Linked DNA regions of Homo sapiens: region 1 is linked to region 2. Evidence: read pairs that join two places in POLR2A ChIA-PET (ENCODE). Cell type or tissue: PC-3. All regions are shown on one strand. Each heading gives the region's core, and the rest is flanking DNA. Links, peaks and the distances in the headings are about the cores only.

Region 1 (13,624 bases), core at 1-5,000, 56 kb after region 2:
GTGATGTTCATTGGAAAAGTCTCCAAGTCATTCATTACCCTTCATTACTTGAGGGCAATTAGTAGGTAGGGGTGCAAGACTGAGAAGTGAGAGGAAGCTAATAAAGTTACCTGCATAGTGGTCCAGACAGGAGCCCTGGGGAAAAGCCACCTAAAGACCTTTAGCCAGGCTCTCCCAGCCAGGAACCAAAAAACTTCTCCACCAGGGCCTGAAACACCGTGTACTTGGCACTGTATGAAAGAAGCTGGTCATACCAAGAGGATGGTCCTATCGGTCATGAAACAATAGGACTCGAATTCTCCCAACTTCACGAAACACGATGGTAACCACTGGACCATGGCAAACTGTGCAAACCTTCAACACAAGACACTTCTCTCTCAGACCCGAAGCACCTGGCAAACCAAGTGCATTCTACAAGGTGAGCAATAGATCCTCAATGACTTTTTTGAAAGTGTATGGGAAGTGGATGCCCCATGCCTGGAGCCTCAGTTGGGAAGCTTTTTGCATTTTGCCAGAAGATTTATCAAAATAAGGGTCTAAGTGTGAAAACCTGGGTAAGCTGACTTCTAGAAGAATGATTATCAAACTGCACCAGCGAGACCGTTGATTGGCTGCCATTTGACCTAATGGAAACTGATCCTGCTTTAATTCATAGACATGAGGACTAGCAGTAAGTGGGCAATTAGGTCACTAAATTTCAGTCTTCATAAATTCAAGTTAGCACATTACTAGTTTATTGAGCACACAAATTCATTGCTTCTGCTAACAATTCTGATTCCTACACAATGCTTGGCAACATTGCCAGTTCCAACACAAGCTCACAAACAAACAGCTGGAATTTCCAAGTCACAGCATGAATCCTTTGTTGTCAGCATATTATCAGTGTTATCTTGGGTTGGTTGGTTGTGGTTTTTAAATTGCTGCTGTCCTTGTTTTTCAATTACACATTACTGTGGTTTAGTTACAACATTATTAATTTAGTTTGTTGTCATTGTTTGGGGAACCCTGCTGTGTGAATGGTGCATATTGGCACCAACAGTATTTTTCACTAAACTTTAAGACATGTATATATTGATACTTAAATATGCATCGTCCAGACCATTATTCCAAAGCAAATTTTGTATACATTTATAATATAAACCTATTGTGTGAACATATATGCTATATATTTATATTCCCCCAAGTTTGCTTGTACAATGACATTTTATTGGTGATAAATTTGTGTTCTTTATATAATTTCCAACACGTCATCAAGTTAGTGTAATAAAATTACTAGATTATTTTTACAGGTATAGAGCATTGTTTTATGTGTATGTGGCTCTAGTCTTTTCTTACAAAATAAATAGTAGGTTGTCACCAATAGATCAGCTACATTTTCTTCTTTTGTTCCCCAGATTATGAAAGGCTACACCTTACTTTTCTAGGTTTGTTCCCTGCAAGGATTGGTACCTGAGGGATCTGAGAATCAGAGTCTTTGGCACTTGTGTTAGATGACATCTTAACAAAAGTTGTTGGGATAGGGATGTACAATAAAGTGAAGCAGTTAAGAGCAAGGGCCAGGTCAAATCCTGAACACATGTGCAGGTGATGTGACTACCAAAACCTTTTCAGCTTCTTTGAGTTTCAGCATCCTCATCTAGACATTGAAGAAATGTATCTATCTCACAAGGTTGCTACCATATTAAATGAGACAGAACATATAAAATTCTCAGCACAGGGAGTTATACATTGCTTTGGCCCATTCTTCAATGGCTAAGGCAAATCATATTGCTGCTTGTGAGTTTAACAAGGTGGAAATGTATAACTGCCCTGCAGAAAAGGTACCATAAGAAAAATGGAATATTTGGTGAGCGGTAATACTATCAACATTGCTGTTACTAACTCAAAGATAAAATGAGGCAGGTAACCTACCAAATGGTTCATCCTAGGTTTATTCATGAATGGAAAGGTTTATGTTTGAGGTCGCTAACTGAAGGTATAATCTTTAGCCTTATTTTATTTAGTGTAGTGGCTGACCTAGCTTAACTAGTAGAGTCAAAAAACCCCTGCCGGCCGGGCGCGGTGGCTCACGCCTGTAATCCCAGCACTTTGGGAGGCCGAGGCGGGTGGATCATGAGGTCAGGAGATCGAGACCATCCTGGCTAACAAGGTGAAACCCCGTCTCTACTAAAAATACAAAAAATTAGCCGGGCGCGGTGGCGGGCGCCTGTAGTCCCAGCTACTCGGGAGGCTGAGGCAGGAGAATGGCGTGAACCCGGGAAGCGGAGCTTGCAGTGAGCCGAGATTGCGCCACTGCAGTCCGCAGTCCGGCCTGGGCGACAGAGCGAGACTCCGTCTCAAAAAAAAAAAAAAAAAAAAAAAAAAAAAACCCTGCCAATGCAATCTAAGCTATATTTAAGAATAATCTCTAAGTAGATTCTACATTCAAGGTAACTATCCATGTTTCTCTTATATACAAATCCCAGTAAGAGACAGCTCCAGCTACCATTGCACAAGTACTCAGAGCAGTGAGTCCAGGTTGTCCTCATTGCTACGACTTCATTTTCAGCCATATTCTCCCCATGCCAAAGCTGCTCCAACATCTTAACAATGACAACATGCTCCACAGCACCCATCCCATGCTGCTCTTCCCAGCCCCCTTTCTTTCTAACCTTGCTTCCTGAAGCACCAGGTCTTGCTGAACCACAGTGGTTCCTAAGGAATAAGTAACTAAATGATTCTTGGGAGAGACATTTTTAAAGTCCATACAATTTCCCGAGAGCTAAATTGACATGATAGAATAATGTCCACTTTCAAGGGTTTTATTTTTACGTTCACCAGGGACCTACAGTGAACCAGACTGGCAGCTAGACACTGAGAAGAGAATGCATACTTTTCAGTAATTCACAGTGGGAAAGACAGTGGCCAGTAACCCAGCAGGAGGATGTGTGAATGGAAAAGCTGTAAGAGGCCACATTGAGCCAGGGAACGGACCCATGTCTAGTGCAAATAAAAATTTGAGCTTAAATCACTTATCAAATGGAGAAACACACCCACCCATGATGACCCACTTTCCCCAAAGGCCACTCAGGTGAAGTCTCGCATTTAAAGAGTGATAACTCAGAGCTCTGACATTTTGCAGGCTTGGCTGAATAACGAGAATAAATAGATCAAATTCCTAAGAATTCACAACTAGTCTTGGCAAACCAAGTAAGTGTCACTTGGACACTCTAAGTCTAGTCTAGTCTTGACCCTACCTTCAGGAAGCCAAGATAGTGCTGACCCCCTTGAAAGTATAAAATTGAGGCTGAGTGAGATAAAACATAAAGTATAAAATTGAGGCCCAGATAGATTATAAAACATAAAGTATAAAATTGAGAACCAGTCAAAGGACATGAGTAGACACTTTTCAAAAGAAGACATACATGTGGCTAACAATCATATGAAAACAAGCTCAACATCACTGATCATTACAGAAATGCAAATCAAAACCACAATGAGATACCATCTCACACCAGTCACAGTGGCCATCACTAAAAAGTCAAAAAATAACAGATGCTGGCAAGGTTGCACAGAAAAGGAACGTTTTTATACTGTTGGTGGGAGTGTAAATTAGTTCAACCATTGTGGAAGACAGTATGGCAATTCTCCAAAGACCTAAACACAGAAATACCATTCCACCTAACAGTCGCATTACTGGGTATATTCCCAAAGGAATATAAATCATTCTATCATAAAGCCACATGCAGGCATACTTTCATTGCAGCACTACTCATAATAGTGAAGACATGGAATCAACCTAAATGACCATCAATGGTAGACTGGATAAAGAAAATCTGGTACATATACACCATAGAATACTATGCAGACATAAGAAGGAACAAGATCATGTCATTTGCAGGAAAACAAATGGAGCTGGAAGCCATTATCTTTAGTAAACTAATGCAGGAACTGAAAAACCAAATACCACCTGTTCTCACTTATAAGTGGGAGCTAAATGGTGAGAACACATGGACACAGAGGGGAACAACACACACAGAGGCCTAACAGAGGGTGAAGGGTGGGAGGAGGGAGAGGATCAGGAAAAAAAATGAATGGGTACTAGGCTTAATACCTGGGAGACGAAAAAATCTGTACAACAAAGCCCCGTGACATGAGTTTACCTATATAATAAACCTGCATATATACCCCTGAACTTAAAAGTTGAATTATAAATAAACAAATAAATAATATAGATAGATAGATAACCCAAAAAAAAACGAGGCCCAGTGAGATAAAACACACATAGGTGATGAGTGAAGCTCTGGCCTCCTGTGTCCATGTATAAACTTCCCCAAACTTCAGCCATTCCCATGCTACCTTCAGAAATCATGCCATAGCTATATGCCACCTGCTGTATTATTTATTTCATCATTTTAATATTGAATAACTCTTTTTAAACTGAACTTAACCTTAACCTTCTCCTAAGCAATAACACTGTGAATTCACAAGTTTGATGTGCTAATTATTTTGCTGTTATCCATTAAAATAACTATTAAAATATTTTTAAATATGTTCATATACCCTTAAGATCACTGATGTCCCACCACTGATGCCCATATTGAGCTCAAGATGGTAAATTCTGCCACCTGCTGCCCCCACAGAGTGTGGCTCACCTGCATCATTTTAATGATGCTAATTCCTTTATCATTTCTCCCATTCTTCCTTTTTCCATAACCCACACTCAAACCAGTGTCTAATTTTTACTCAGAGCTGCTTCGGGAAATAATTTAACAGCTCTGCCTTCTCTGTATTTCTTTTTTGGATGTTTACCTCATCTGAACATCCACACCTATGACAGGAGACTCCCCACGTTATTAGTCCCTTATCACAAAATTGATATCAGGAATTCACTTTTCCAGCCTCTCTTTCAGCTAGGGCACAGCCGTTTAATCCAGACTCTGTTCATCTGATGATCCCACATGAGATTTTGAATTCAATTGTTGGTTACACAAAGAAGGGCCACCTGGAGTTCATCTTTAGAAGGCAGTAGATATATTCAGTCCATTTCTTCATCAAGTTCACAATCCACTGTGCTCCAAATGGGTGTTTTTAGACAATTGCAATATGGTGAGATAAATATTCTAATTAGAGCACATATAGAGCACCCCATGCAGAGGTTTACAGGGAAAGTATCAGGGTAGTCATGCTTGAGTTGATTCATGAAGAAAAGAGATTCCCAAGCAGATAAGAAAGTAGGTAGCTCAATAGTGATTAACTATTATTATAATCACTCTTGCCAGATTAGAGTCAGACAGACCTGGATTCAAGTCACAGACCCATTAAAAAGGTCAGTTTGCTCACCTATAATCTTGCTCCATTGGATCTGCAAAGAATAAGTAAGATGATTTAAGTAAAGCACATACCAAAGTATCTGGCACACAGGTTCATTATAAAAGCTATTTATCTTCCCACCTCTATTTTTTTATTAGAATGCCCTCTCCACTTCCATTCTAGAAAAATCCAAGATTGGACTTTGGATTGCATTCTTGAAAAAATTATAAAATTTGGTTATTTAAATTTTACTTGAAACACTGCCTCTTCCGTGAAGCTACTATTTATCCCAAAGACACAATCTTCCCTCCTTCAAACTTCAATTTAAGCTGATCTTGACCTCTCTTGTACACACTCATACCCTTGCCACTTCATAATGCCTGGCTCGTAGGTGGTACCTGCTTGCTGAGCTGAATTAAATGCCCTCATTCTCTCCCCTGTTGCCTAGTCTTAATGCCTGCTCTTCCATTTTTTTTAAAATTCTTGCTAGCTGCCTAGCTAGCATTATGACCACTATAAGACTCTGACTTCAAAAAAAAAAAAAGTTTTCTAACTTTCTGGGCAATTAAACTACTATTATGTCTCTGATCTTGAGATTCTAGCTATGTGTTCACCATTGGCCAGTCCCTTTCCAAACTTTCCCTCCTCCCTTTTTATGATACGTATTTTCTGAGCCCCTTTATGTACCTATATGTGGTCACAGGCACTTGGCATACATCAATGAGTAGGACAGACCTCGTCCCTAGTCCTTGACTCAAAGGGCTTATCTTCCAATCTAGGAGACAGTCAATAAGCAAATAATAACGCAAAAAAATGACAACTATAGTGACGCTACAAAGGAAAAATACAGACAGTCTTGTCCTAGGCCCAAATTGTTCCTTTTCTTGCCTCACCTAACCTCTCCTCCTGCCTTTCCATCCGCTACATCCTTACCCCAATTTCTGTATGTCCAAATTCTTATCCCTTAAGGCCTATTTCCAATATTACCTTATCATGAAGTTAAGACAAGTTAGAGAAAGAAGTTTGTGCAGTGGTAAGCCTACAGATAGAGTTTTACATACATCTTCTCACCCTTACTATAAGTTCCTGAGGGCATGGCCTCAAATACTGCATTGTAATGGTTACAATGCCACCTAACACGAAGCCAGGAAAGGAAGTAATCAGTAACTTCATGAAATGAACAAAGAATCCTCTTCTTGTCCTGACAGACTGCACTTGAAGAGCTCTGGCTACATAGAGAGATGCGTCATCCACACTCCTTGTAGGAAATCCTGTTGTTTCTGTCTTCATTCAGGCACATAACTTTACCCCAAAGGTAAGGACGCACTCACCAGGCAGCAATGCCAAGAACTTAGAACACTCTACATCGTGATCCCCATGGTAACTAAGGCTGTGCACAAAGGAATCGGCCATGAGAGTATCTTAATCCAGAAAGGCTGAGTGTTTTTTCTCATATTGATAATTCTGTTATTATGGCCATAATAAATGGTTATCTGGATCACAAGCTGCTGAACGGTATTCTAAATTTCTAAACCCATCATTCTATCATATATTTACCATGAATGTGAAGTATGATTCACTAATAGAACATCTGAGGTTGTTGATGGGAGCCTTGGATCAAGTCAACACTTACTACTGTTGGTAAATATGCAGAAACTTACAGAACATTAGACTGGAAGGTACACACACTTACTCCTCTGTTCTCACAAAGCTTGCTACTTTCCACCATATATTTGGTTTTTATCTTAGGTGCCATGCATAAACAATGCCATGTGCACTGCTGTGAGGAGTGGTGAATATGCACGCTTCTGTTTGTTTGGGGAATGTAAGAGCTGTGGGGTTTTAATTACCCTGAGCTGGTAGAGATCAATTAGAAAAACAAACATATTAGTGAAATACCAAGAGCTCTTTTGCTGCCAGAGGATTGTAACTTGAAATCATAACACCCTAGAGCTTTAGAGCTGAAAGAAATGGCAGAGATCAGGAAGGCCAAGCCCTTCATTTTGCAGATAGGAAAGCTGAACCCCAAAGAGGCAAAATGCTTGCAGAGTGGTTAAGAGCTTGTGTTCTGCTATCAGACAGACTATACTCAAATTTCAGGTCCATGATGTACCAAACTACCTTGGCAAGTCACTCGACTTTTTTTTACCTCAGTGTCCTCATCTGAAAAATGGGGACAATGATAGACTTGTAAGGAATAGTGAGATAATGGACATAAGGTGCTTAGCACAGTACCTGACCTAGTAAACAATGTGCTAACTTTTATCATTATTATTATCATCATTGCAATCTAAAGTTACATGGATTATTAGTGACATTACTTTTGCTCAAACAAATACTCCCTTACACATATCTGGGTTTATTTTTATAGAAAACAAAAAATATGTCTTGTCCCAATAATCATATGGTCCAAATTAGTTTCCAAATCAAGTTTTACATTAATTCTACATTTTCAAGTGTTTATTGAATCTTCTAGTAATCACATATTCTACGTTGTCACAGCTCCAGAAACTTAGTTCACTTAGCATAAATACATTCTCGTCCTAAATGTGTAGTCGCTCAAGAACTATTAGTGACTTACCAAGATGTTTTACTTTGGAGAGTGCAGAATCTCTTAGGATATTTGACTAGAATTTTTTTGCCCTTTCCAAAGGCCCCAAATTAACAAAACACAGTGCTTTTTGTGGCTTGATCTAAATTGATAATTTATAATCCATGACTCAGAAAAAGATTACTTCAGAGCATGACATGCAAATGCAGAATTCACGGCTCTTTATTTAAAATCAAGGCCCTTTTTCCTTGACTGCATTTACTATAATTAGAAGAGTGGACATTCTCACAAGGGGTTGCAAACACACCATTGGCGATGTCATATGTGAGATGCCAGAGAAAAGATTAATACTTTTCTGCTGAGTGGCTTGAAGCTATTGGTCCCCAACACAGCTTGCTGTCTAAATAAATTGAGGTTCCAGAGAAGGGAAATACCAGGAATTTGAATGATGAATAATACTAAAGAAAAGAGAAGGCTCTACTCATACCACATTCTCCACGGGGTGGTAGGTGATAAGAATAGAAGGACCATGTGACCATCTAGTCTAGAATAATATGGTATTTTCAGGGCCAGATGCAAGTTTTGTGGGCCCAAAGTTTACATAATTGGTGGGGTTGGGGGCTCTTTAAGTTAAAAAAAATGCAAAATTATAAATATGAATGAGGCCCCTCCCGAGGTCTTAGAAAAGGCCCTAGCAAGTGAGGGGTCCCTGAAGGTTTTTTTTTTTTCTGAGACAAGGTTTCACTCTTGTTGCCTAGGCTGGAGTGCAATGGTGCAATCTCGGCTCACCACAACTTCCACTTCCTGGGTTCAAGCAATTCTCCTGCCTCAGCCTCCCTAGTAGCTGGGATTACAGGCAACTGCCACCACGCCTGGCTACTTTTTGTATTTTTAGTAGAGATTGGTTTCACTATGTTGGCCCCAGGCTTGTCTCAAACTCCTGACCTCAGGTGATACACCCACTTGGCCTCCCAAAGTGCTGGGATTACAAGAGTGAGCCACCATGCCCGGCCAGGGACCCTGAAGCTTAAACTTAATAACTGCATGATGAATTCACTCTTTGATGCTTGATAGTTTGTAGACCATTTTCACATAGGTCAAATTTAACAGATTAATTAAGAACCTAAGTTATAGCAGAACCCTGGTTTGACCTGGGTGGACGCTTTATAGCTGTATTACCTTAGGCAAGTGTCGTAAACTCTCTGATCCTCAGTTTCCCCAACTATAAAGAGAAAAAATAATATCTCCCTTACCTAGTCATGCAATTTTCTTAAAAATCCATGTAATGCACTTTAAGAGGTACCCAGCATATGGTAAGAGTTCAATAAATAGTATTATTTTTGCTATTTCCTACACTATCTCATTCAATCCACATCTTAACCCTGTGAATATTTGTTCAGAAAATAAGATGTTTCCTCTTTAAGGTCAACCCTTGATTATCTGGGAATTATTATTCTTTGAGTCCATGTCTATTGTTTCTCTTTTCTAATGCCTACCTTGACTTCTTGTCCATTTTATCCCAGAATGAGTATAGGACAGGACAAAAATTGAAATTCAAATCAGTTCATCAACAGCCCTGGACGAAGAAAAATATATTAGCAGTCCAACCACTTACTCCCCTTCCCCAAGACCCGCTGTTCTGTGTCAGCTGTTGACTCCCCATAATGGCCATGACCGTGGGCAGTGGAGACCATGGGGACACGGGTGTGCAATGATGGTCCTGGACTAGCCACTAACTCTTGAGGACAGACACTTCACCTGCTTCCTCTTCCTTCTGTCAGATTAAGAAGATGGAACGTAAGTTTAAGGGCATACTTGGTTCTATTCTTTCTCCTGAAAATTCAGATGATGCCTTCGATTTTATAAAGAAGAGGATCATTTTTTTCATGGAGAAGAACAGCCATACTTCCTGGGAGAGAGAACCTCACAGTCTTGACTGCAGGCGGGAACAATCTTCAGCTCTGACATCAAATACCGGGGACTGGAATTCAGGTTCCACTACTTACTATTGGTGGGACCTCGGGCAAGTTCTTTTCAGAAGACACTACCAGCACCTACCTCACAGGGTTACTATGAGGATCAAATAAAATGTGCAGGTAAAGCACATAATATAGTGCATGGGAGGTTATATATGTTTAATTCATGCCACGGATTATGACAATAATAAATGTTATAATTACATAAAATTATTTAAATTACTCCATATTATAAAAAATAAAAATTGTTATTATTTCCTAAAGCTATGAAAGTCCTGAGTAATAATATATTGCCATCACCTTTTAACAACTGTCAGACAGTAATCTCAACCAAACTTTGAAACAAGAATGTAACAGAGAGTTAAGGAAGAAGCCCCAAAGAAACCCAAAGTATTCAGTTGTTTCTTACATTAAAAAGGGTTGGAACATATTTAAAGGAGTGAAGGGCCTTCAGAGGGCATGAAGGTTTCGTCTTACGTGCCAAGACGAGTTCTGGCCACCTGGTACTCTCTCAAAGGGAGAATGTTGAGGCTACATCCAGGCGTAGCAGGAAGAAGTGCTGTGATCTATTAGTAATGTCTGCCACAGACATGCAGCACAGGGTCTAGTGACATTTACTATATAACAGCTATCTCTGGATTCTCTTCTGGATCTCAGATCATTTTTCCAGGCTCCGCCACTAGATAAGGTACAAGATCATTATTTTAGGTAACCAATGACCTCAATCTTCAGAAGCAAGAAAATCTTACTATGTATTTAAATGTAGATAAATATGTATTAGTAATAAGTCTACCAAGAAATTGCTCAGGAGTGAAAGGGAACCTGTAAGTTGTGGCCTGTTTCTTTTTCTATTGCTTTATTATATACTATTTGCACTCTCTCTAATTCTGTTTAATCTCTGCAGTTCTCAGCAGTCAAAATCTTTGTGTTAATTCTCTGTTGAGCAGGAAAAGAAAAAAAAACCCTGCTGATTTCTAACATAATACTTCAAAACAGATCCTGTTTCTGTTACTTCCGCATTACATACCTAGCACTTGGAACTAGTTTTGGTATAGCATAGGTGCTCAATAAGTGCTTTTAATGAATTAATCGGATGCATTTGATGTCATCTCCCTCTTAGGATGTGAGCTTCTCTAAGACAAATATGGTGAATTACTCATTATTTGCTCCTTTGCCCTCACTCCCTAAAGTGATTGGCACAGTATCCAGTACGTGGTAAGGGCTCTATAAATATTTGTTAAATGAATGAAGTATTAATGACAGTACTGCCAACTTTCATAGCCTCAAATTTCTTCTGCTATCGGTTAAGGCCTCTTGCTACATAAATCTTTCATATCAGTGCATTACAGTATTTGAGAATATTTCATTTGAAGAACTCAGCAGAGAATATTTCCCATAAAAAGGAACAGCCCCCTATATTACCTTATTACTCACTAATTTCATAAGAAGTGCTGTTTGCTAAATTCCTCCACCCTGCTTTTGCCTTGTTTTGCACTTTCACTGCTATCTGCTTTGCTCCCAAAGCAGCCCCTCATACTTTGGAAACCACAGGGAGGCAACAATGAACCAAGACTTTTTCCTCATCAAACACTTTCCTTCTAAAGCAAAATCTTTCTTGTCCATTGTCCCACTGTAGCAAATCTCTCCCGAACTTCTGCAGTGCCCTTTTTGTCTGAAGGAATTTCCATTTACCACATCCAGTAAATACCTTTAGTGATCAGTGACTCGGCACCTGATTTTTAACACTCAATCAAGATGCGCTATGTTTCCATCATGTGATGGTTAAATTTAATTTAAAACAAAGAGATTTCTTCACACTCATTCCATTTTGCTTCAGTTTCCAAGGCAATTTGTGTTTGTGCAGAAACCAAATGTGCTCTCTGGAGACAGATGGAGACTGGTTTTTTCTACAGGTGCCTGCCTACTACCTACCTACCTGCTCATCTTTGTAGTCTTAATCTGTTTTCCTTCCACATGAACACTTTTTCTTTAGTTTAAATTTTTATCTTATTTTATTGCATTTATCTTTGTAAGCCACCTTGAATCTATTTGGAATAAGGTGGTATTACGATTCAATGAATATAAAAATAAATTCATATGCCTTATATTCATATTCATATAGCTCCTGCCCCCCTGATGCTTAGAGTCTTCCTAGAAAAATAAGACTTACTTACTTGAGGAAATATGCAAGGGAGTGATTGGCAGACAGTTGCAGGAAGGTAGACAACAGATTCCTATAGAAAGCTACATTTGAAGGGACATTCAAAATTATCCAGCGGAGGTTGTGTGTCCTATGCGGAGTCACCTGAGTACTTAGTGGCAGAATCAAAACAAGTCCTCATCTTCTAACTCCAAACCTTATGCTTGCTTGATGCCCTCAGCTCCTCAATGCTTGCCAAATAGTAAGGCAAATGTGTATAATAGTCCATTGAGGAAGATCCCTCAACAGATATGAAATAATTGGTCATTATTGAGCAAATGTCAATGTCCTCTAACGGTCACCCAAGCAAATATCTGCTCTTAATCATAAACTCTTTTTCAACATTTTTCCCCAAGTCTAAAGAAACTTAAGTAACAATCTTGATTGACTGAAATACTCTCTATCTTGATTCTGACTCAATTAAATTTAATTTTAAAAAATACTCATCTCTGGCCAGGCACAATAGCTCACGCCTGTACTCTCAGCGCTTTGGGGGGCCAAGATGGGCGGATTATCTGAGGTCAGGAGTTTGAGAACCGCCTGGCCAACAAGGTGAAACCCTGTCACTATTAAAAGTACAAAAATTAGCCAGGTAGTGGGTGTCTGTAATCCCAGCTACTCAGGAGGCTGAGGCAGGAGAATCCTTTGAACCCAGGAGGCGGAGGTTGCAGTGAGCCGAGATCACACCATTGTGCTCCAGCCTGGGTTACAAGAGTGAGACTCCATCTCAAAAAAAAAAAAAAAAAATACTCATCTCTCTCCAAGAAGTATTTGAAGCAGCTTATGGGAGGAAAAGAAAAAATTAATAAAATTGGAACTAAAAAGGTGATGCAGCCTGGAAAACATAAGTACTTTGATGTTAAGTGACGATAGCTATTATCTTTGCGCCTTAAACCTAGCTCTGAGCTTCCTGGAAATCCAATCAAAAAGGGAAACACAATTAGTTGCACAGTTCTGTCTAGCTGAAGAACAGAATCATATCTTCTCAGGAGAAAAGAATTATTCTTCTGTCAAATTCTGAGATAATTTTCTCATAAGAAACAATATATAGGGGGATGTAATAAACAATATTTTCAATAATAATTCTCAGCTAAAACAGCAAAATCTATAAAGCATTTTCAATTATAACAAAGAGATCAATGCTTTGTCTTAAATTACATGATGATTATTCTGTGGGGGACCCAGCAATCAACTTGATCAATTTAAAAAAATAGGTAATCTAGAGAAATGAGGAGATTACATGAGCCTTAAATTATCTTCTCTCAATTTTCCTCTCTTCCAGGTACTTGACAGGTTGTAGCTATTACACAATTTCAAGACCTTACTCTCTAGCAAGAACACAGAGGGCAGTTATCCTGAAAACTGTTGAGTGCAGAGTTAAAACTTTGACAACATATAAGCAGATATTAAATTTGACATTGACTCATGCAAACTATTAAAGCCTTCCTGCCTGAGTGGAAGTCCTCCACTTAGAGATTTACTAAACTTCCGAGTCAGGAGGAAAGTTTAACAGCCTCAAGTTACCTTACTGAGGGTTTACTCCATCATCTCATCTGTCAAAAGGGAATAAGAATTACCCACTCACAAAGTGGTCAGTGGAGAGTG
Region 2 (6,604 bases), core at 1-5,000:
TTCACAGGATGATAATTATTTCGTGAATTTATGCATTTTCAAAATTTTGTCTTCAAACTTATGTTTGAAGCTCTAATCTCAGGGCCTGACTTTGTCAGCATACTGTGGGTGGCTTCATCCCTGGGCCACAATAACAAGCTCCTATAAAGCAAAACAATTTACCAGTTTACAATGAGGCATGTAGTAGGCATGAAAACGAGAACCCTCAAGTGGGCACGTCTCTACAGATCAATTGGGATGGGAATTGAAATTAAAATCAAATGTTGCTTATTAAACATGGAATTAGAACAACTAATTAAATGAATCAAATGTTTAATGTTATTAATACCCTCATCTCCCCTTTCCCTCCCCCAAGTCAGAGTGAGATGAGCACTGCCAAAGTTGGCTTCCTTGACTCTCCTTTTCCTTCATTTCCAGTGTTAACCAACCGTCAGCCTCCTTCTGAGTGGCACGCTGTTGCTAAAGAATTGTTAAATACTCATAGTGAAGTCTTGCCTTGCCCTGTGTGTTTTTGACAAATCTCCTTCCTGATCTACTGGCTTCATATATTAATCTTTGCAGCCCTTATTGTCTTCATCACCAAGTTCTTGATGGCCACTTCAGCAGCTACATTCTGCTGAGTAATAGCAGTCCCCATCAGGATGACATTAAGTGTATTAAACACCTAATCCTCTGCCAGAACTAGAGAAGATACACAGAGCATCTAAAACTTGGTTCTCCACCTACAGAGGGCTTGTAGTCAGGAGAAGGGGGATACTGAAGCACAAAACAGTTAAGAACGAGGAGATACTACATGAAATCCTAAACCACAGAGTATCGAAAGGAAATGAGACAGTGGGAAAACAAAGTGTTAATTTTGAGAAATGGAGCTCAAAAAGCACTAGAGGACAAAAAGGGCAATGGCATCAAAAATTCAAAGGAGGTGGCACTTGAAAGATAACAGACTTGGAACTATGGTACATATATAACGGAACTGACCGAAACTGTGGTTGCTCACCAAAGGCTCTGTCATAATTCAACTTTTTTCTTCCCATCAGCAAGTGATAGAGGTTGTCAAGTCTGCATGTGGCCCTTTCCCAAATCCTCTGGAAGAAGGAATCTCATTTGATATTTATTCAACATTCATAGAGCCCCCCACAATATTGGATACGGAAATGAAGGTATATTTCTTTTTGTCTTTCCATTCACCCTACCTCATCATTATATTCTCTTGGGGTGGGAGGAAACGAACTAAATGTTTTCTTCATTTTCTTTGCCTCTGATTTTTCCCAACCAAATACAAATATTTCTCTAAGTGTTGATTCAAAGATGAGTCCGCTGATGGTAGTTCAGCAATTTTAATCTTTTCCACCCTACCCTTCCTAATCTCCACCTTCACTTTCCCCTGGGCACCACATTGGTACCATGAGTTGATCTGTCATAACCCTCATGAACAGGAATATAAATACAGAGTAACATCATATCAAAATCTCCCCCCAGATTGACATTGTTTCTGCTAGAAAAGTATCCAATAGAAATTTGAGGTTCCAATGAGAACACATGGACACAGGGAGGAGAACAACACACATCTGGGCCATTTGGAGGGTGGGCAAGGAAGGGAAGGGAGAACATCAGGACAAATAGCTAATGCATGCGGGCCTTAAAACCTAGATGACAGGTTGATAGGTGCAGAAAACCACCATGGCACACGTATACCTATGTAACAAACCTACACACTTTGCACTTGTATCCTGGAACTTAAAGTAAAATAAAATATATTTAAAACAAGAAGTTTTAGGTTCCATATAAATCACCGAATGCTCTAGAAATCACCCGAGTGCTATTTACTTTCAATATTCTAGAGGTTGGATCAAGAACAAGGCCCTGAGGAGTCTCAGCCAGAAACTGACACCTCAGACATGGATCCTTTAGTTGGTTTTACCATTGAAGATGTAAAATCAGTGCTGGATCAAGTCACAGATGACATTTTAATCGGCATTCAGGTACTCAGTATTGATAGTATGCTCACTTACTTTATTACTGGTTAATTAGCCAACCTTAACTTTAATGTCTATAAACACTCCCCACACTGCCAGCATGAGCGATGCTTATGACGAAGTTCAATTTAACAGCTTCACATAATTCTCAGTTGAGTCATCAGAGATTCAGTAAGATCACAAAATAGATTTTCCAACAGCATCTAGTGTGGTGCATGTTATCAGTTAAAAAAATCAACAACAAAACCCAAAAAATAACATGGTAAAGGCTTCATATCTTGTCAAACTGTAAATGTTGCTTATGCAAAAGGAATTGGAATGCATTTCTGAATGGTAAACACTGAAGATCAAACCTTAATCCTCAGCTAAGTCTTCTCACCAAATTTCTAACAGGCTTTCAGATCTTTGAACTGCCTCTCAGACAGTTTGTTCCTTTTGACCTATCAGTAATGGCTAAGCAGTTTACACCAATAATTACATGAACATGGTGATGGCAGCAGCCGTATGAATAGCAGCTGCCAATGATTTATTAACTGGCTTAGGTTTATGCTTAATTCTTTCTCATCTCATTCTGTTCAAAAAACAAACAGCCATTTCTACCTCAACTCAAAGACTTACAGGAATTCACATAATTTTTCAGGCCAAATGATTAAATAAGTAAAATGTATATTTTGAGTACATTTGCAATTTATTTAGAAATGGCTATAAATCAGGAGGGCAACCTAGTGCATATTTAAAATATTAATGCATCTCAGGAGAAGATTTAGTTGTCATCTGAACATGAGACCATATATTAAAAGCCCACTGTATTAACAACTAATTTAAAAAGAGCAAAAGATTAGCTTGGCATAAGCATACCTTGTTACTTGTTTAATCATCAAATGTTATTGCACTATTTACACGAACATTTAATGATTTGGTGCCAACAGACTCAGCCAAAGTCCTCAGCTTAATAAGGGGTGTTTAGTGTTTACCAGAAATAGTGGAAGAACACGTTTTACACAAAGCTTTATTGTTAACAACTCCATGAATGTAATAACTGGTTATTGTGTAGAAGGGCAGAGAGCAGTTGAATTAAGCTGAGTTCAGAACATATCTCCTTTTTAGATCTGATAACATTTCATCTAAATATAGTTTATGTATAATCATGGCTCTGGGCTCCTTTGCAATCCTACAGCTCTGAAATTATTGCCGAGGAACTACCAGACAGTAACTGAATTGTTTGCAGGCCCAAAAAATTGAAAACGTCTTTACCAAAGCTGTGTTCCATGCAGTGAACAGTATGTTTTAACTATTCATTGAAATTATTTTAAATATTACAGTCTGCAGCATTTATACCCCTATTCTATATGATAGCTATGTGTCTGTATGTTATCTTCCCATTGGCCTGAAGCCATCCTGGAAGTTCAATAGCTTGCTCACCTAAATGTAATTAGGCATGGAGAGGATGTGGACCAGAGGACAGGGATGCAGAACCGCTAGGTGCCACAATCATTTCCATAGTAAGTGGATTTGTAGACATCAGCCTGGGCCAAATTACTGCCAATTTTTCAATGAAATAGCATGATGATGTGGATTTATACAATGGCTCAAGATGGCAAACCCCTTTATGTATTTTCTATCAGTAATCCTAGTAAACTCCATGTGAGTTAGGCAGGCACTTCCCCTGATAAATTGAAAAATGGGACACAGAAAGACTTAAGTTATTTGTCCAGAGTTCCCAGGGTTGACAACTGATAAAAGACCCTGAATGGGAGCTGTGACCTGGGTTCTAGTTCTAATTCCAGCGTTATCCACAAAAACCACATAACTTCTAATATCACAACCAGACTACTCTGGATTTTAATACTCCCGTGGTGTGGCACTTTTTCCACGTTTACCCTTGTGTCTTGGTCAAATTCCAAGTTGGGTAATTACTCTCTGCTTACCTAAATTCCTCCTCCTATTTTAGATGTGTAGGTTATTTTCCACTTCTAAAACCTGCCTTCCAGTGTTCCTGGCTCTAAGAACTGCCATATCCCTTTTCAAAGGTAGCTATGTGTCAGTGGTCAGTGTATATATGCTATTTGAACACACCGACCTGCTGTAGGAATATTTAATGAATCACTACTCGTAAGATGTTTTAAATTTTCTCACAGATTTTTTTCTCCTACTTTGTTTAAAAGTCATACTGTTATTACAATTTTTGCAAAAAAAAGGCAGTAAATAATTCATGTTTTAAGTACAGTTGTTTTCAAAATTCCTTTTCTATGTGGTTTCAGGCATATTTTACCTTCTCTAATACAGAAATTTCTGAAAATGTAGTATGAATCCATAAGTTTTTTATGTTAATTCACTTATTTTCCCATTGACTCACTTTATGGTTTTAGAGATTTATTAAGAATGAAGTTATCTTGGCCCTGAGATGTTAATTAAAATTATACTGAATAGAGCAAACATTTTAAGCCTGTATAGTTTAGGTATTTTAATTTTAAAGATACATTCAAAATGAAATTATTTTGGCCCTGAGTTGTGTAATAAAAATTATACCCAAGGGAGCAAACTTAAATATATTTAAAGAATTACATTTCAGAGAAATATGAATGCTAACACTAAATTCTTACATTACATGTTGGCTGTTGGCCCTGTGGAAGCAATAGGGTAATATAATATAAAAACTTTGAGGGAAGTTTGCCATCTTGGGACCCTAGATGTTTTTAGGTCAACTTGAATTTTCCAGGTTAGAAAAGCTGAGCATGAAATCATCTCAAAGAAGTGGTCAATGAGAGACTACTGAACATATTTTTTTTCCTTAAAAAAAAAAAAAAGAACCAGACCCAACCATAGTATTTGCAGGATTGCTTGTCTGTTCAGCAAAGTTCTGAAGAATGACAAGGAAACACGGCTAATGACAGCCTGTTATTGACTAGACGTGGAGCCTTTAGATCCAAACTCTGCTGGTTGTGACTGAACTAAAGTACTAAGCCTAAGGTCTGGAGATCTGAGACATTACTCACCTCTGTCAGTATGCCACTCTCTTAGCTGCCCCTTCATGAACCTTTTCCCAAGGCCTACACTTGTTTTGATAAATTCTGTCTCGGTAAAATACCAGAAAGGCCTCCAAGTGAATGTAAAATCCCTATGTGGTAGTGAAACAGAAACTGGTAGATGATAAGCACATCAATCCTTAGCTGAAAAGAAATGAGATTACTGGTGGGCATAGAGGGACATTAATTGAAAGTGGGAAGAATCGATTGTTTGAGTGGCGCAATTCTTCCCAATCCTTTGAAATTGTGGTAAAATTATTTCAAACCATTTTAATCCCTATGTGGTCCAATATGTTGTATCCCATAAATTTATTTTAATAAGGCAGGAGTAACAGATTTTTAAGTATTTCATGACATCATAACAATGAAAGATAACATTGGTGAAGTATATCACAAAATTGGAAGTTGGAATTATGAATTCAAAAACTAAAGTTTGATATTAACATAATCCTATTCCCCTACTTAATTTTTAAGGTAAGAGCTAAAATCCAGGTGGTGAAATGACTTACCTAAGGTGACGTAGCTGAACTAGTACCTAGATCTTCCCAGTCCAAGATCAGTGCTTCTTTCGACCCTACCTAAAATCATGCATAGATGATGATTTCTTTAGAGTCAGTGCATCCTAAAGGAAGAGTTCCTCTGTGACCTGGAGGACCGCTCCATCCCTCCTTGCCTCCTCCACCCAACCACCAAGAAAGGAAAAGATAAGAAACCAGAGGCCGGAGCTTGATCCCAAGGTTTACTAAAGCTTGAACCAGAAAAGACTGATACTTATGTGAGTTCTGAACCCAGAATTGTTGGCACACATACGATCTTTCCAGAAATATCAAATCTTACTGTGAGGTGAAATCAAATCTCATCAGATAAGGCAGCATGGACATGTCACAACTATCTGTTATAGTTACACTCTTGTAAATAAATATGAAAAATTATATCTGGGCTTAAAACAGTATTTGATTTTTTTAAATGTCTTCTATCTAAATTAAAATAATAAAAGGTTTGCAAAGTACAGTTACCCTGAAGCCCTCAAATAATGTTATAGCTATTAGAAATCCAAACTTTGAATTTATTAACACATATGTGTATAAGCTACTCCTTATACAGCGGTAGACATTTTAAAAATCACCTAAACAACAACAAAAACATCAATTTTGCCACGTCAACCACCACTGCTTTTTCTGTATGTAATTTTATTATCCCTTGTGAAAAAGGGAAGACATTTCCAGGGCTACTAATGTTCAGTTAATGTGAACGTATTTATGGAATTGTGCAGGTAGCAATGTGAGTCCACAGAAGATCGCTGCCAGAGGCAAAATGCTATCACCACCTCGGCAATCACAAAACCTGAGAGCAATTGCTTACTTTTTTTACCAAAAATATATCAGAAAGTGGCATCATTCCAAGAGTTCTAATGTATGATGAATACTCTTAATTATGGGAGTTGTTCTAATTGTAAGGTTATTTGTGTTGTTATTTCACAACAGAAGCTTCCTGGGATCTCATTTAGAATGTATTACACGGGAGACACAGACATCCATTGCAGATGGTGGAGGGACCCACAGCACTGCAATAACTGAGCCCAAAGCAGTTATTCTGATTCAG

Evidence for each region. ChIA-PET counts read pairs that join two places held together with the same protein. Peaks named below come from ENCODE experiments on the same cell type or tissue, not always from the same donor. Only the 100,000 strongest peaks of a DNase experiment are listed, where the experiment ranks them.
Region 1: POLR2A ChIA-PET joins it to region 2 with 5 read pairs; 10 of 35 experiments call an interaction of 5 or more read pairs at or near these places.

The regions. Positions count from the first base shown.
Region 1 is chr10:61,814,812-61,828,435 of GRCh38, forward strand. The region is part of intron 2 of LINC02625 (long intergenic non-protein coding RNA 2625); the gene reads right to left. Among named protein-coding and RNA genes, the nearest start is that of LINC02625, 46 kb to the right of the region's middle. In PC-3, for the core only: CTCF peaks have their summits at 4,618 (motif pointing left) and 4,817; no DNase peak of the experiment used is centred there.
Region 2 is chr10:61,759,022-61,765,625 of GRCh38, forward strand. CABCOCO1 (ciliary associated calcium binding coiled-coil 1) reads left to right here. Exons shown (of 8, transcript NM_001366906.2): 6 at 1,038-1,160; 7 at 1,842-1,982. Among named protein-coding and RNA genes, the nearest start is that of CABCOCO1, 99 kb to the left of the region's middle. In PC-3, for the core only: no CTCF peak of the experiment used is centred there; DNase peaks (open chromatin) are centred at 2,110 and 2,960; H3K4me3 peaks cover 839 bases; H3K27ac peaks cover 3,739 bases.